Regions from separate parts of the Homo sapiens genome. Here region 2 is linked to region 1. A link is a contact called in ENCODE Hi-C or POLR2A ChIA-PET data. All regions are on one chromosome and are shown on one strand. Each heading gives the region's core, a stretch centred on a gene start or an enhancer-like site at or near the end of the contact. The rest is flanking DNA. Distances are from core to core; before and after follow the strand shown. Region 1 holds the start of POLG-DT (POLG divergent transcript). Region 2 overlaps ABHD2 (abhydrolase domain containing 2, acylglycerol lipase).

Evidence for each region. Hi-C counts contacts between places; a loop is a spot of excess contacts on that map. ChIA-PET counts read pairs that join two places held with the same protein, here RNA polymerase II (POLR2A). Pooled maps may share reads with other maps.
Region 2: a map of IMR-90 shows a loop between it and region 1 (15-fold over the local background). The contact joins the enhancer-like site here to the promoter of POLG-DT in region 1. A Hi-C loop is called at or near these places in 11 of 168 maps with a recorded cell type or tissue (CD4-positive, alpha-beta memory T cell, GM12878, IMR-90 and 7 more), 7 of 37 single-sample maps with no recorded cell type and 21 of 50 pooled maps. POLR2A ChIA-PET finds 5 or more read pairs at or near these places in 7 of 52 experiments (AG04450, Caco-2, H1 and 4 more).

The regions. Positions count from the first base shown.
Region 1 is chr15:89,332,091-89,337,874 of GRCh38, forward strand. POLG-DT (POLG divergent transcript) reads left to right here and starts at 2,397. Exons shown (of 2, transcript NR_186332.1): 1 at 2,397-2,764; 2 at 3,097-4,071. It overlaps POLG (DNA polymerase gamma, catalytic subunit), which reads right to left and starts at 2,734. Exons shown (of 23, transcript NM_002693.3): 1 at 2,583-2,734; 2 at 1,006-1,823. The coding sequence starts at 1,664. POLGARF (POLG alternative reading frame) reads right to left here and starts at 1,719. Exons shown (of 2, transcript NM_001430120.1): 1 at 1,006-1,719. The coding sequence starts at 1,719. It overlaps TRR-TCG1-1 (tRNA-Arg (anticodon TCG) 1-1), which reads left to right and starts at 2,983; the gene lies at 2,983-3,055. RefSeq lists enhancers at 2,002-2,503, 3,373-3,472, 3,483-3,552, 3,893-3,942 and silencers at 2,193-2,792, 4,750-4,919.
Region 2 is chr15:89,202,095-89,207,878 of GRCh38, forward strand. It overlaps ABHD2 (abhydrolase domain containing 2, acylglycerol lipase), which reads left to right. Exons shown (of 11, transcript NM_152924.5): 11 at 1-261. Among named protein-coding and RNA genes, the nearest start is that of RLBP1, 17 kb to the right of the region's middle. RefSeq lists an enhancer at 5,138-5,207. Within about 2 kb of position 2,762, at least 3 of the 41 ENCODE cell types and tissues checked have a DNase peak (open chromatin) inside an H3K27ac peak, as active enhancers do.

The DNA of each region.
Region 1 (5,784 bases), core at 1,147-3,646:
ATGGCCGATATTCCCCTTTACTTTGACCATCAAGTTACATATTCTAAGTAGTGTGATTCTCATTGTAACTGGAACTCAATCAATGCAGAATCATCTAGTTTTGCTCTTTTCAGCCATTAATGCCTACCTTATCTATTTAGCCATGTTTTCACCATTTTCAACTGCATATTTAACATTTCGCAGCTTTCTTTACAAAGATGTAGCTTCCAATAGGAATAAAGAAACTGCCAACTTTTTTGCTGGCCATGCCTGAAAGCATTAAGGTTGTAAATAGTATTTTAATCCTGGAATGAAGAATAAAAAAAGGGGAGAAACAGTACTGCCATCATTGTTTGAAAAAGAAACTTGGGTAGCACTTAGAAAGTTATTTAAAAAGAAAAGAGAGATTGGATATACTTGTTTGGGACCAAAATGCCTGCTTGGAAGGCTGGGGGAAGGAAGCAATGTTTCTCAACTAGGGGTGGTCAACCAGATGCCACCTCAAGGGGGCGTCTGGAAACGTTGCCGGCGGGGGCAGGGGGGCGGGGGGGTGTTGGTCTGGCGTTTATGGGAAAGGCTGGGGATGCTAAATGTCCTATACTGCCTGGGACAGTCCCACAAAAGGGAGCTTTCTACCGCCCAAAATAATTAATAGCTCCCCAAATAGAAACACTGTTCAAATGACTTTTCAGACTAACTTCTCATGACGCTATTAGGAGAGGGGGTAAAGGCACCAAATCACCGTGATCTTAAGTGGCCTCCCGAAGGTCTCATGTACAGCGCTCTACTGTGATTCTCTGCGTGGCCTTTACTGCCTGACATTTACTTGGGTATTTGCTTACTGCCTGTGATCTTCCCACCAGAAAGTGAGTCCCACATAAACAGGGGTCTAGTCCTAATTCAACACATCAGCGCTCCCTACGTGAGCACCCAGCCCGTAACAGGACCTCAGAAAATGTTCACTGAAACAAACTATTAAGCTGGGCCCCCATGCCTGCTTATGTCCCCAACCCTGCCCCTACTTACCAGGCCGAGGGGGATATGGCCACCGCCAATGTGGGGCAAGTTCCCTCTGCCAAGCAGACCTCCACGTCGAACACCAGGGCCCGCTCCTCGGGGATGGCCACGGGTACGGCCTCCCCCTCGGGGCCGTACCGGGTCCAGCCCTCCGCCCAGGCCCAAGCCGGGGGCTTCGGGGGCAGCTGGGCCTGCAACAGCAAGTTGGCCGCCTCCAGGTAGGGCAGGCTCTGCTTCTGGGCCAGGAGGCGGAAGTGCTGGTCCAGGTTGTCCCCGTAGAGGGGCGGCAGGCGCAGCTCCACGTCGGGCAAGGGCACGGCTGGCTGCCCCCAGAGCCCGTGCTTCTGCAGGTGCTCGACGCTGCGGCGCACCGCGGCCTCGCCAGGCATCTCCCCTCCTTGCCCGAAGATTTGCTCGTGCAGCCCTCTCGAGAGCATCTGGATGTCCAATGGGTTGTGCCGCAGCTGCCCGCCCTCCGAGGATAGCACTTGCGGCTGCTGAGGCTGCTGTTGCTGCTGCTGCTGCTGCTGCTGCTGCTGCTGCCGCCGCCGCTGCCCGTCGCTGGGGTCGGACGCGGGGACGGAGCTGGAGACCCAGCGCCCCGGAGCTGGAACCGGCCCTGGCCCGACGGTGGCGCCGGCCACCTTCCTCCAGAGCAGGCGGCTCATGGTTGGTGCAGGGACCCCCACGCTGGGAGTCAGAACACCTGGCTTTGGGCTCCAGCTTGGCTTCTTTTACTGGCTGGAAGACGTGGAGAGAGACACGTCCTGTCTCTGCTCTCCTGTCAGTGAAATGGGTTTGACCATGCCTGCCTTCCACCCCAAATCCTAAAGGAGACAGATGATATAAAGCGTTATTTTACCATATATGTAATAGGTGTATCCATAATCATCATTCCTTGAGCATTTACTGCGTCCCCAACACTGTGCCAGGCGCTTCAGTTGCATTTTCCGTTAAGCCTCAAAACTTGGGAAACGTCAATACCCCTCCTGGGGGAACCGGGGTCCACGCAACTTCGTCAGTGAACCCACGTGGGGAAGCCGAGGGCAGCGAGTAAGAGAGCAGTATCTGGAGTAGGGCGACGCGGTTTTGAACCCCGCTTCTGGCTCTCTCGAGCTGTGTGACCTTGGGCAAAGCTCCTTAGGCCCTGATATCCTATTCTGTAAAATGGGATTACGGATTCTGCCTGTCACACCGGGCTGCTGTCTGGGGGACACAGGGCGCCTATGTCGTGCGGCCCTGCTCTTGGCAAGCGCTCGGCAAATGGTGGCTGCCATTACCGCGACCGGCGCGGGCCTAGCGTCGAGAGGTGCCAGCGCCCGGATTCGAACCCGCAGGGTGGGCCGCCGTCCCCCGGGACCCACACCCACACCCGGACCACGGCCCACCCGGCCGAGAGCGTCCTGCAGGAGGAGTCGGCGGCCACCCCCGTGCGCCCCGCCGCCCGCCTGCGCCCGGCAGAGGCGCCGCGGTGCGCCCTGGGACTAGCCGCCGCCCTGCTCCGGGCCTCGCTCCCTGACTGGAGAGGGAGGGGCCGCGCCGTCGCTCAGCGACCCGGCCTCCCCGCCGCCGACCCCGCCGGAAACCTCGGTCCTCACGGTGCTTCCCGGTCTGCTGCTCCCCCGACCCCAGGCCCACGGCACGGCGTCCCCCTTCGCGCGGCCTACGCAGCCTCGGGGTAGCGTGTGGCCTCCACCCGGCCGGTCCGCTTCGCTGGCAGCCGCAACTTCCCGTCTGCACCCAGCTAGGTCCCGCGGCTACCCGAGAGGCAAGCGGGAGACTCCCAGCGCGACCAATAGGAGGGCCGCCAATGGAGCGGTCCGCCCGCGGGGGGAGAAGGGGGACTTCTGGGTGGGCTCTCCCTGCGGAACGCGCGAACCAAAGGCCAACCTCCCCTTCTCAAGGAGCAGGTGGATTGGTCCCGAGCTAGCTGGTGGGCGGAGGTGACGTTTTTATAAGTTGCTCAAGAGACGGTAACAACCGACGGGCCGCGTGGCCTAATGGATAAGGCGTCTGACTTCGGATCAGAAGATTGCAGGTTCGAGTCCTGCCGCGGTCGAAGGGAGGTTATGATTAACTTTTAGTTTATTCCTCCCTCAGGAACGAAGTATTGGGACAATGTGAACGTAGTCGCCGCCGATTCCCACCGCACTTCAAAGATGTGGGAACGCCAAGATCCGCGGAAGTAACCACGCCCAGCAAGTCCCTGCGAGATTGCCCGCCTACGTGTCTCAGCGGAGGCACATTTCTAAAATGTACCAGGTCTCTCGCACCCCGACGCAGGTGGAGGAAAGTGGAGAGGGAGGGGCATCCTGTACAGAAATCTCAATTTATACTCAATTGATGGTTGGCAAGAGTTGGGGCTCGCAGCCAAAGCGAGGCTCCCTCCCTCGCCCATCCGGTGCTGCCTCCTCGTCCAGAGCAATTCTGAGGGGTAAAAATGTTGCCTTCCGTTGAACCTGAATTTGCCCGCAGATGCTAGCCTCCGGCCCACAGCGCGGCTGGAGCTTGTCCCCTTCCCCAGCTGTTTCCAGTCTCCGCATCCGTCTTGTGTTGCTCCAGGTGCTTCAACAGCTCTCAGCGCTCGGTGGTTGGTGAACTGTGGTAAAGTGCACGCAGAATAAGGTCTACGTGATTAAGCACCGCCTGGGGGTTGGGGTCTGGAGGCCCAGCTGCACAGATGAAAGGGAGGCTCAGAGACGTTTGGGACCAACCGAGATCACACAGCTGATTAGGAATAAAATTCAGGTCAAGCTGAAAGTCGGCCGCCACCGTCCAGCGTGGATCCCAGGACACCGTGAACGGACTACAGAAGTTGACTTTCGCGTTTTTAAGGAGTGGGGTGCAGGGAAACAATCCTCCGCCGGCCCTGCGGGCTGATGCCGACCCTCACCTGCTCCCGCCACGTGGAGAGGTAGAGAGAAGCCCCGGGCCAAGCAGCATTGAGCCCTGGTCCCTTCTATTTAAATATGAAATATTTTGCATACACTTTTCTAGATGTACTTAATATACACAATGTTTTAATGTTTGTGATTTTTTTGTTTTGCCAAAAAAATACAATCAATCAGAAATTCATCTGTTTTTTTTTTTTTTTTCACATAACTGTTGACTTTTACAAAATACTGGAAGGAGAGGCTCTCAGCTTAAATCAGGGAGTCCCTGAATGGGGAAAACATTTTCATCTTGTTTCTTCTAACCGCCTACTGATACTTGGCATTTCCTCCAATTATGAGCATAGGCTGTCAGCCACAGTGGTATTAACAGTGCCTGTGACTTTGTCCCCTCCAGCAACCACAGATATTTTCATAACGCATTACAAGTGCTGCACATTTTTCAAAATTTGTTTGCACTTATCTGTACTTCAAAATAACAGGGGTTACTAGACTGCCACTAGATCCTGTTAGTTAATAAGTTTACCTATTTGTCCTAATATTTGAATACCTTTGGTGTCCTTTGTAATCCTTCATGTTTTATGTGCTTAAAAACACTATTCTTCCATATAACCAAAAACTGCCTGTACCCCTATTGAAATAAAAATTAATAAAACATATTTCACAGAAAAAAATTAAAAACAGAAACACTACTCTAGGCCAGGTTCAGTGGCTCACGCCTGTAATCCCAGCACTTTGGGAGGCTGAGGTGGATGGATTGCCTGAGCTCAGGAGTTGAAGACCAGTCTGGCCAACATGGCGAAACCCCATCTCTACCAAAAAAATACAAAACTTAGCCCGGCATGGTGGTGCACGCCTGTAATCCCAGCTACTTGGGAGGTTGAGGGAGGAGAACCTCTTGAACCCGGGGGGCAGAGTCTGCAGTGAGCCGAGATTGCACCATGGCACTCCAGTCTGGGCAGCAGAGTGAGACTCCATCTCCCCACTCCCCACCAAAACAACAACAACAACAAAAAAAAGAAAAAAAAGAAAGAAAGAAACACACTATTCTAAGAAGGTGTCTATGACACAAAAAAGCTAAGAACCCCTGGCCCAACTGTCCACAGGGGCTGCTGTTGCTGGGCCTGATTGGCCTCTCCTGAGATTCAGTCTCAGGAGATGTCCATCAAGATGCCTGCTCCTCCCATAGACTACTTGAGACTAGCCTAGTGCCCTGGTCCTGGAATTAGAATCTTCAACAAGGACAAAAACGGTTGATACTGATTCCTGCTGAGGGAGGGTACCTGGAGGCCTGCACCCTTCCTGCCAGGCTACACCCTGTTTCCAGGCCTTTCTGAACCCAGCTCCTCCACTTCCCCTGCCTCCTTTTCTAGGAACTCCCCCACGTCCTTCTAGAAAAGTCTGTCCTTGATAGTGGTTCCTGAGAAACAGTTACATTTTCCCACAATTCCCTGGACCTCTCCCCCCACAGAGCAAGAGGCAAAGTTCATTAGGACCCCTGTCCTCATCAAAACACTCCGTACTTTTTTTCTTCTTCTTCTTCTGAGACAGAGTCTTGCTCTGTGCCCAGGCTGGAGTGCAGAGGCGTGATCTCAGCTCACTGCAGCCTCCACCTCCCAGGTTCAAGCGATTCTCGTGCCTCAGCCTCCGGAGTAGCTGGGATTACAGGTGTGTGCCACCATGTGGATCTAATTTTTGTATTTTTAGTAGAGACTGGTTTCACCATGTTGGCCAGGCTGGTCTGGAACTCCTGGCCTCAAGTGATCCACCCGCCTTGGCCTCCCAGAGTTCTGGGATTACAGGCTTGAGTCACTGCGCTGGGCCAGAACACCCTGTACTTTCAAAGCATGTACCTCAGTTGTAACTAATGATGATTTTTTAAAAATCTCCCCCTTCC
Region 2 (5,784 bases), core at 1,512-4,011, 130 kb before region 1:
GGGGGGAAATACAGGATCCTTCAGCACTGAGGTGTTTAAGATTTGCAACTAGCAATGCAATTTTTTCTAAATATGGGGATATTTACCTTTATTAAGAAATTATACTAAACATTGATGTCCTTGATCATTTTATGTTCTCATATTACTTTTGATTCTACTATGATTGTGTGGTGGTGAACAAAGATCATTACAAACAAAAACTGTAATTTTGTTATATTTGATTCAATGGAATTTACCTAAAAAATAAAGACTAAAAATGTGGTGTGGCTATGTGTCCTTTGTATAGTGCCAGTTTTCCATCTGAAAGGATTCTTCCTGTGTCTTCACCAAAGTATGAGATTAATGGAAATACACAAAACCCCATTTTTGCACCACAATTGATGTTAGTCCATCCTTGCAAACAAATACCAAAACCTTGACCAGGCCACAAGTGTCTTCACAACCCCATCTTCTCCGGGCAAGAAAGCCAAGAACTAAAATAAGTGAAGTATCTCTTTTCTACTTTTTTAATTTTTTAGAGAGAGGTTCTTGCTCTGTGGCCCAGGCTGGAGTGCAGTGGCATGATCACAGCTCACTGCAGCCTTGACCTCTTGGGCTCAAGCAGTCCTCCTGCCTCAGCCTACCGAGTAGCTGGGACTACAGGGACTTGCCACTGCACCTGGCTAATTGTTTAGTTTTTAGTTTTTTGCTATGTTGCCCAGGCTGGTCTCAAACTTGAGTTCAAGTAGTCCTCCTGCCTTGGCCTACCAAAGTGTTGGGATTACAGTTGTAAGCCACCATGCCCAGCCTCAGTGTTTTAATCACTTCTTAAAGTGGATCATGAAGACAAAATACAAGGCAAGGTGTAAATGGTGCTTGCCGTGTGTGATTTGTATGCTTTTCCAATAATGTTCTTTGAAAAGAACAGGTGAGGCCGGGTGTGGTGCCTCACGCCTGTAATCCCAGCACTTTGGGAGGCCGAGGCGGGTGGATCACCTGAGGTCGGGAGTTCGAGACCAGCCTGACCAACATGGAGAAACCCTCTCTCTACTAAAAATACAAAATTAGCTGAGCGTGGTGGCGCATACCTGTAATCCCAGCTACTCAGTAGGCTGAGGCGGGAGAATCACTTGAACCCTGGAGGTGGTGGTTGTGGTGAGCCGAGATCACGCCACTGTACTCCAGCCTGGGCACAAGAGTGAAACTTCATCTCAAAAAAAAAAAAAAAAGACTAAGTGAACATTTCCTAAGTCAAGATTATATTGGGTTGGTTGGGTGCTGGTGGTGTTTTCTTCTTTGAATCTGTCTGAACCCAAGCTAAGGGTCTCCCAGGACCAAGCACTGGCTCAGCCAGGAGGGTTCTACCACCCCCAAGAGACACACAGCTCCCTTCCCTCCTTGGCCACACAAAACCTTCGTCAAGTTAGGCAGGGTGGGGAGTGTTAGCTTTAGAAGTTGTGCATTAACAAAACCTAAAAATGCCTAGTGGCAAATTTCAAAATTCTTCCCTCTCTGGTCAGCAAGCTTTCCCTCGATTCATATCCCCCACAATATAGCCAGACTATTTTGGCCCAAGAAAACCAACTTGCAAAGAATACTACCTATGAAAAGACTACATGGAAGAGATTTCAGGTCCAGGGCATTGGGGAGGTCAGTGCCAGCTGCATGCCAATGTGGTCAGGCAGGACCAGTAGCACACATAGCTGCCCTCTCCTGAGGCAGCCATACAGCATTTGTGTTCAGTGACACCTCACTCACTGCCCCAGTCATGCTACTTTTTATTTTACCTTTCATTAACTGGCCTCTCTGCTCTAGTCCTATAGGGAGTACTTTCCCTTGGTGAGGATCAAACACCTTACTGGATGGCCCTTCATATGACAGCCTCCCCTCCTCACTTCTCTCTTGGGTGTCTTTAGAGGGAGTTACATGAAAGTGCTACCATATATCAGAGTGGTTGAAAGACATGACGGGCAATTTGGCCTCGAACTGGTGAACCCCTCCCCAAAGGGGATAAAATTAAATACCTCTCTCCATGTGGCTTTGTGTCACCCACACCTTCCTTTTGAGTCATGCTATCTACCACATTTACCCCAGCATCTCTGCTGAAGACTGGTTTCCTCTTAAAGTCATTTCCTCCTCATCTGATGATAGTTGGTGAAATTAACCTGAAATATATGAAATTCTCATTTCATTGTTTCTTCTCCCTTCTGCCTGCACCTCTCCCATCCCCAGAAATAAGTGAAACAAACACTGGAGACAAAGCACGAGTAACAACAGAGCCAGAGAGATTTGGAGCCAGAGTTGCTGGGTCAGGGTCCCATCCTCGCCATTTCTAGCTCTTTGATCCTAAGCAGGATTTAACCTCGGATTGTTATTTATTTATTTATTTATTTATTTATTTAATTTACCTATGGGAATAATTATACTAAGAATGCCTACCTCAGGATAATTGAGAGGTTCAGATGATATTTTTCAGAGTGCTGATGTTACTTTGGACAGTGGTTTGGCTTGATCTGTTTTGTTCCCACTCATACATCATCTCCAAGGTAGAAACTACAAGCAAAGTGTCTGACATGGTCCAGCTCCACATCAAAGCGTCTAACTGATGGGCTGCGAGGAAAGCAGAGCCCGTCCTGGTTATAGTTTCCAAAAACATTCCTGGGCTCAGAAGTGCTGACGAGCCACGTTGTGTGCACCATCAAACTCTAATCCTTGTCTTTTCCTTCATATGTGGGCACCTTGAGAAATCAAGGTGTATACATGTCCTGCCTACTGGCAAGGCGACTTCCGGGCACAGCCCCACAGTGGAACTTGCTTATTCTGGGACATTTAGCCTGTCAGCTGCAGTCTTCCCACAGGGCTCCTGCAGCCTTCTTCTCTGTTCTCTGCTCACATGCAAGGTTTGCCTTTAAACCCACAGATATGAATACTTACTAGAGTGGGGGTTCCTCCATATCCTCACCTCCATATGTCAACATACAGGGTTTAAAGCAGTGCACATTTGAGCCACCTGCTGGGAGGTAGACAACCACGGTTTTGTAAGCATTGATTGCCTTCTCTCTCTCTCTCTCTCTCTCTCTCTCTCTCTCTCTCTCTCTCTCTCTCTCCTCTCTGACAGGGTCTCACTCTGTTGCCCATTATTAATAGGAGAGCAGTAGTGTGATCATGGCTCAGGCAGCCTCGAACTCCCAGACTCGAGATCCTCCTGCCTCAGCCTCTTTAGTAGCTAAAACTACACTGCATTTGGCTGATTTTTCCTTTTTTTTTTTTTTTTTTGTAGAAACAGGGTCTTGCTGTGTTGCCCAGGCTGGTATTGAACTCCTGGCCTTAAGCAATCCTCCCGCCTCAGCCTCCCAAAGTGCTGGGATTACAGGTGTGAGCTGCTGTGCCTGGCCTGATTGGTTGTTTAATGTGCAATCCTCTGGGGGTCTTGTTAAAAATGCAGATTCTGATGCAGCATGTCTGAGATGTGGCTCCCATGGGGAGCTCCAAGGTCCAGCCCTCCTTGGACCGCCCTTTGAGTAGTGAGGCTCCAGGAGATCCCACAAGCTTCCAGATTTGACAATTCTGAGCTTCCTCAACTCCAGAGCCAAACCCCTAACCGAAAGTGGGATCAGAGGCCAGGCATGGTGGCTCATGCCTGTAATTCCAGCACTTTGGGAGGCCGAGGTGGGAAGATCACCTAAGGTCAGGAGTTCGAGACCAGCCTGGCCAACATAGTGAAGCCCTGTCTCTACTAAAAATACAAAAATTGGCCGAGTGTGGTGGCATGCACCTGTAATCCGAGCTACTCGGGAGGCTGAGGCAGGAGAATCGCTTGAAGCTGGGAGGCAGAGGTTGCAGTGAGCCGAGATCACACCACTGCACTCCAGCCTGGGTGACAGAGTGAGACTCTGTCTCAAAAAAAGAGAAGAAAAAGAAAAAAAAAAAAGGGGGGGGGGGATCAGCAGTAGTCCACTTCACCTCTTTTCCTGCTAGCTTGAGTTAAGAGAAAGGTATACCTCTTCTAGTAAGGCTTTGCCAGGCCCCCAGGCAGCACTAACCTCCTCCACTTTCCCCTGGGTAAACCCGAGGCAGTGGCCAATCTCATTGAGAGGCTCTCTGAAGCTGGTGCCCGCTTCCTTCCTGAGACCTCCACCCACAGCTTGATGAATTGCCTCCAGACTCTGCTGTCTCCATTCTCCCAACGTCCACATTAGCATGGCAGAAATGCACTGCTGCAACCTTCCAACCCTCAAATTACTTTGATGAGGCAGAATCCCTGCCTTATCCCAGATGTCCCCAGAAAGTGTCGGGTGCGGTGGCGCATGCCTGTAATCCCAGCACTTCGGGAGGCCAAGGCGGGAGGCTAACCTAAGGTCAGGAGTTCAAGACCAGCCTGACCAATGCGGAGAAACCCTGTCTCTACTAAAAATACAAAATTATCTGGGCGTGGTGGCGCATGCCTGTAATCCCAGCTACTCAGGAGGCTGAGGCAGGAGTATCGCTTGAACTCGGGAAGTGCAGGTTGCGGTAAACTGAGATCTCACCATTGCACTCCAGCCTGGGCAACAAAAGCGAAACTCCGTCTCAAAAAAAAAAAAAAAAAAAAAAACAAACAAACAAACAAACAAAAAAAAAAATCAGATATCCCCAGAAAGGAAGTTGTTATGGGCACCAAATGGTTGTCATAAAATTCACGTTTTGTTGTCCCCCTTCCCATAGCTGGTGGCCTTCAAAAGAGTATTTTATTGTCTCTCTCCAATAATGTGGGGGCCATTTGTAGGAATCACACACACAGGCAGCTGGGATTTTGTGAAGCTGAGCACGTCAGATTTTAACATTGGTAGTCTTCAGACACGTTTTCCCAAAAGCGGCACCACCTTCTCAGGCAAGGTCTGGCCCAGCCCACCCAGCTAACCCTCCTGCCCAGCTTGTCCCTGGAGGGGCAGTGTCAGGGCACGGCCAGCAGGGGGCGGCGCGAGCACACATTCAGAGCCGGCTCGCGGGATTCCCAACCCCTATGGCTTCTTCCTCAGAAAGCCACTTGGTTTTCTTATCAGACGGGGTCCCTGGGCTAAGGCCCCAGCCCTGCTGACCTTAGGGACGACCCCAGCATCCCATTCGGGTTTGAGTAGGAGCTAGGGCTGCCCCAAGAGTCTTCTGCTCAGCATGTGCCTGATTTCATTTATATATTTAGAGCTGCCACAAATTCAGAGTGGACCTGGACTGTGTCCAGGAGGGCACCTGGCAGCTCGGGGCTCCGGGGAAGATGGGAGTCAGTGGATAGGGATCAACCAGTGTTTCCCTCAGATTTAGGACCCAGGTCTTAAGGAAAAATTAGAAGTATATCATGAAAACGTAAAAGATACCCATTCTTTTTTTCTTTCTTTTTTGAGACGGAGTCTCTCTCTGTCACCCAGGCTGGAGTGCAGTGGTGCGATCTCGGCTCACTGCAACCTCCGCCTCTCGGGTGCAAGCAGTTCTCCTGCCTCAGCCTCCCGAGTAGCTGGGATTACAGGTCCCTGCCACCATGCCTGGCTAATTTTTGTATTTTTAGTAGAGATGGGGTTTCACCATGTTGGCCAAGCTGGTCTCAAATCCTGACCTCAAGTGATCTGCCCACCTCAGCCTCCCAAAGTGCTGGGATTACAGGCATGAGTCACTGCGCCTGGCCAAAAATACCCATTCCTTTTAATTATTTAACTCAGCCTCATCACCACCCCCTTCCATCAACACCTCCACGCAGGTCACCAGTGCCCTCCACCTTGGCAAACACTAGTCTCTATTCCTTTCTCACATGACCCCAAAGCACCATTGACAGTT